2 separate regions of the Homo sapiens genome follow, and region 1 is linked to region 2. Evidence: read pairs that join two places in POLR2A ChIA-PET (ENCODE). Cell type or tissue: CD4-positive, alpha-beta T cell. All regions are shown on one strand.

Region 1 (2,500 bases), 430 kb before region 2:
TGTGTACTACTTTTTAAAAAGTAATTAAACCTTTAGTTTGTTTAGAGACAGAGTCTCTCTCTGCTACCCAGGCTGGAGTGCAGTGGGGCCATCATAGCTTACTGTAACCTTGAACTCCTGGGCTCAAGCAATCCTTCCACCTCAGCTAGGACAACAGGAATGTACCACCATGCCTGGATATGTTCTTGATTTTTTTTTTTTTTTTTTTTTGAGATGGAGTCTTGCTCCATCACCCAGGCTGGAGTGCAGTGGCGCGATCTCGGCTCACTGCATCCTCCACCAACTGGGTTCAAGCAACTCTCCTGCCTCAGCCTCCTGAGTAACTGGGATCACAGGCATGCGCCACCACAGCCAACTACTTTTTTTTCTTTTCTCTTTTTTTTTTTTTTTTTTTTTGGCCAGGCTTGTCTCAAACTCTTGATCTCAGGTGATCCGCCCACCTCAGCCTCACAGAGTGCTGGGATTACAGGCCTGAGCCACCGCACCCGACCTGTTTTTGATTTTTGTAGAGCGGTCTCACTCTGTTGCCCAGATGGTCTCAAACTCCTGGGCTCAAGTGATCCTCCTGCCTCTGCCTCTCAAAATTCTGGGATTACAGATATAAGCCATCAAGTCTGGCCTAGAATATTTAACTTAGGACAACTACGTGATGGTTTTTAAACAAAAAGAGAACTGCCCCCAAATGTATCACTATCAAAGATGATATAAAGCACAAACAGATTATTAGAGAACTACCAAGTAATTCTACAAAAAAGAAAATGGGCATCTTCTAGGAAAAACCATTTCAGCTCATCCCTACTGCATGAAAAATCACACAAGTTTTTCCAAACAGATAATGAGTCATTAGCAAAATCTTCTTTTAATCTTAGGCTTAAAGTTATTTTAGAAAACCCTTCTGTAGATTACAAACTACTGTCAGCAAATGCCAGGTTCCAAATAAGACACTTAACAAACTTCTAAATTTGTTAGCTAATTAACTTTTCAAATCATTCTGGATCTGTCAGATGCAATACAAATCAGGATTAATAATATAGTTTTAGAGTTTTAGTCCAAAAAAAGACCCACACATCTATGATTAATCTTCAACAAAAGTACAAAGAGAATTCAACAGAGAAATGATAGTGTTTTCAATAAACGACACTAGAACTCGGTGTCCATATGCAAAACAAAAAAAGAGCCTCAATCCATACTTTGAATCATAATAAAAAATTAACTTAAAATGCGCTACAGACCTAAATGTAAAACTGAAAATGAAATATTCTAAAAGAAAAATACAGAAGAAAATCTTTGCGACCACAGGCTAGACAAATATTTTCTTAGAGACAGCCCAAAAGCACAATATATGAAATAAAAAATTCATAAGCTGGACTAGGAGAAAATATTTACAAAGCTTATTCCTTTAAAAAAAAATGTGTTGATTCCTGGCTAACACAGTAAAACCCCGTCTCTACTAAAAATACAAAAAATTAGCCGGGCGTGGTTGCAGGTGCCTGTAGTCCCAGCTACTCGGGAGGCTGAGGCAGGAGAATGGCCTGAACCCGGGAGACGGAGCTTGCAGTGAGCCTAGATTGCACCACTGCACTCCAGCCTGGGCGACAGAGCTAGACTCCATCTCAAAAAAAAAAAAAAAAAGTGTTGATTTAGAGTAACTAAGGCTCACCCAGGCTACAAGGCAGTGGCACAATCACAGCTCACTGCAGCTTCTACTTCCTGGGCTCAATTATTCTTCTGACTCAGCCTCCCAGGTAGCTGTGGGACTACAGGTGTGCACTAGCACATCTGGCTAATTTTTGTTCTTTTTGGTGTGTGCGTGTGTGGCTTTTTTTTGGGGGGGGGGGTGGGGTAGAAACAGGGTTTTGCCATGTTGCCTATGTAAATGAAATGAGAAGAGGCTGGTTCATACAAGACAATTTTTATTTTATTCAAGTTAACCACGGTAAAGACTGAGTTCTTTCACATCCTTGCTCTTGTCCACTCCTCTCTCTCCATTTTTTCCATTTCTTTTCTTTTCTTTTTTCTTTTTTTTTTTTTAACAGCGTGTGTTACCCAGGCTGTTTTCAAACTCTTGGGCCCAAGCAGTCCTGGTGCCTCAGCCTCCAGAGTAGCTGGGATTACAGGCCCACAGTCTTTTAAAGGTAATTAGCACTGTTAAAATTATGCCCATTAAGGACATTTTTTTGTAAGATGCTTTTCTTGAGACATTTTTGTTAGACTGAACACACAGGCAGAACTTAAAAAAAAATTTTTTTTTGTAAGAACTTTAATCTTACCTCTAGATACATTATCTAGTCTGACAGCCTGGTCACAGGTGAGGAAAGGTTGTGCTAGCAATGTCTTTAATTTTTTAGTACATTGTGGCCCCTTTTATTAAAATATACTATTAAACACAAATAATACAAATGTAAAACAGATGTTGTTAAAAGTTCACGCTACACTGTAACAAGTAAAAACTGAAAGAAAGCCCTCCTTTCTCCTCTGTTTCATTTCTTAGAGGTAACCA
Region 2 (2,500 bases):
GGCTCACGCCTGTAATTCCAGCACTTTGGGAGGCCAAGGCGGGCGGATCACTTGAGGTCAGTAGACTGAGGCCAGCCTGGCCAACATGGTGAAACCCCGTCTCTACTAAAAATACAAAAATTAACCAGGCATGGTGACGGGCGCCTGTAATCCCAGCTACTCTGGAGGCTAAGGCAAGAGAATCCCTTGAACCCGGGAGGTGAAGTTTGCAGTGAGCCGAGATCGCACCACTGCACTCCAGCCTGGATGACAGAGCAAGTCTCCCTCTCAAAAAAAAAAAAAAAAAAAAAAAAAAAAAAGTATTTGGTGCTTACCGGGACTCTATCTCCATACTTTGGAGCAGGGCAAGCCAGGGCCTGCCTGGACTGGCCATTAGGCCTGCCTAGCTTCTGCATAGCCCGGGGCTGGGCGGTCCCCGGGAGTGCTGCCACCTCCCCTACACTTTCATCCTGAGGCAGGATTTGCTAGACGTCGGCTTGCCTCTCTTCCCCAGCAGGAGGGCAGGAGTCACTAAGTGCTGCAGAAAAGATCCGCGCTGGAGATTGCCCGTCCCCCCCATGCCTTTCCCCAGAAACAGTTGAGAGAATGGGTAGCTGGTGGGACCAGACCGGTTTCCCAGAGGACAGGAAGGCCAATAAAAATATCAGCTGCCTGCCTGGAGTGTGGTGTCTTCAAGGGTGGGGGTGGCGACCAGGCACCCCAGGACTGGGCTGGGCCCGACCTCGGTGGCAGGGCTGCGGCCAAGGGAGGAATGTGGGCGCAGCCGGAGGCTGGGGCCGAGGTTCCTCTGGCCCAGCGCCCAGTCCAGCCTCCCCGCCCCAGCTGGGCTCCCCGGAGCTGGTTGCCAGGCTTCGGCTGCCTAGCACCTGGAAGCTGGGGCCACGGTTCCTGGGCTGCTCACGGCCCCGGAGGCCGAGCTGTTGCCTCTGGAGAAGAAAACCTTTGTGGCGCGGCCCGTCCCCTTTTCCGACCCGCACTTCCCCGGGGCCCGCGGGCTCTGGGGAGAAGCGGAGCCACGATCTCTGTCCCCCAGGGGAAAGAAAAGCCCATGATCCCGTGGGTGGGCGAGACTGGCGGTCACCAGACCCAAAAACCATGCACTCGGGGGTGGGCGGGGCCGCGAGGGCGCGCATTAGGACCGCGCGGCCGCGGTCCGCCCTCTCTTCCGGAGGGCGGGCTTCACAGCCGAGCCCTGGCCGCGACCGCCAGTCGGCGCCGCCCGGAGCCGGGAGCGCCGCTCCAGCGAGGCGCGGGCTGTGGGGCCGCCGCGTGCCTGGCCCCGCTCGCCCGTGCCGGCCGCTCGCCCGCCATGCCTGGCTTCGACTACAAGTTCCTGGAGAAGCCCAAGCGACGGCTGCTGTGCCCACTGTGCGGGAAGCCCATGCGCGAGCCTGTGCAGGTTTCCACCTGCGGCCACCGTTTCTGCGATACCTGCCTGCAGGAGTTCCTCAGGTGCTGGCCGGGGAGCAGGGGACAGCGGGGGCGGGGCGGGGCGGGGGGCGCCGCCTGGGGAGGGTCTCGGGCCCGGGGCAAGGCGGGCCTTTGTCTGCGCTGCGACCCTGTGACCTCAGGGGCGCCCCGTGACGTCACGGGGAGGGATGACGTCAAGCCCCGAGGGAGGCCCCCCCCGCAGGAATCCGAGGGGTCCGGGCGGGTCCCAACTGCCCGGCCCGGGGCGGAAGACCTCGGCGCCTTCTCGTGGGGTCAGGAGGGGAAGAGGCCCTTCCCCGTCACCTGAGAGCCGGCGCGGCCTCAGCCTTGAACTTTGAATCCTGGGGGAAGAGGACAAAACCCGCTCCCGCGTGGCAGTTTGAGCCTCCGGAGCTTTCCCCCATCTAACCTCTTCTGATTCTTCGAACGTTCAGAGAACGGTAGCTATTGTTCTCCCATTTCACAGATCATGAAACGAGATTCAAAGAAAGGCTGCGACTTGCCCAGGGTCACATAGTTACTTAAAGGCTTAACTAGGATTTAAACCCGGACTGCTTATGATCACACAATGGAGGAAGGACTGAATCCTCCCCCGAAGAAGGACCCCTCTAGGCGGCTCCCCTCTCTCCCGGGGGCTGGAGTAAGGCGGGTGGTCCATAAGTCATGAAGAAGGGGGTCGCACTCGTGTTGTTACTGAACTCCCGCTGCCCTCTCAGGACGCAGGTTAGCCCTTGGCTCTTGGGCATCCATCAAGTTTCTGGGCGCCCTGTATGTCTTGAATCTCCTGCTCACGCAGGGAACCCCTCAGGCCCGGGTGTGGGAAGCAGGGTGAAGGAGCCCCGACTCTTCGGAGGTCATGCCCCCAGAGCGCAGGGGAAGGCCGAGTCGGCCACTGCCTGGCTGTTTGCTGGGACGAGGGGATCGAGGGCCTGGCAGGGATAGTACCTCTGAGACGCCTGCCTCCGGTGCTCCCTCCCGCCGTGCCTCCCTCCCTCGCTCGGTCCTCCGTAGCTCCTACTGGCGGAAATCTCAGCAGGCCCTTTGTTTTCTGTTCCCCACAGCCTGGGCC

The links. Peaks named below come from ENCODE experiments on the same cell type or tissue, not always from the same donor. Only the 100,000 strongest peaks of a DNase experiment are listed, where the experiment ranks them.
Region 1: POLR2A ChIA-PET joins it to region 2 with 6 read pairs; 2 of 35 experiments call an interaction of 5 or more read pairs at or near these places.

Annotation. Positions count from the first base shown.
Region 1 is chr17:28,309,761-28,312,260 of GRCh38, forward strand. No RefSeq gene overlaps it. Among named protein-coding and RNA genes, the nearest start is that of TMEM97, 8.2 kb to the right of the region's middle. In CD4-positive, alpha-beta T cell, no CTCF peak of the experiment used is centred here; no DNase peak of the experiment used is centred here.
Region 2 is chr17:28,742,804-28,745,303 of GRCh38, forward strand. NEK8 (NIMA related kinase 8) reads left to right here. Exons shown (of 15, transcript NM_178170.3): 15 at 1-652. It overlaps TRAF4 (TNF receptor associated factor 4), which reads left to right and starts at 1,208. Exons shown (of 7, transcript NM_004295.4): 1 at 1,208-1,452. The coding sequence starts at 1,310. RefSeq lists enhancers at 284-1,284, 308-602 and silencers at 308-602, 1,057-1,466, 1,487-1,686. In CD4-positive, alpha-beta T cell, no CTCF peak of the experiment used is centred here; DNase peaks (open chromatin) are centred at 519, 1,178, 1,598 and 2,448; H3K4me3 peaks cover 2,129 bases; H3K27ac peaks cover 925 bases.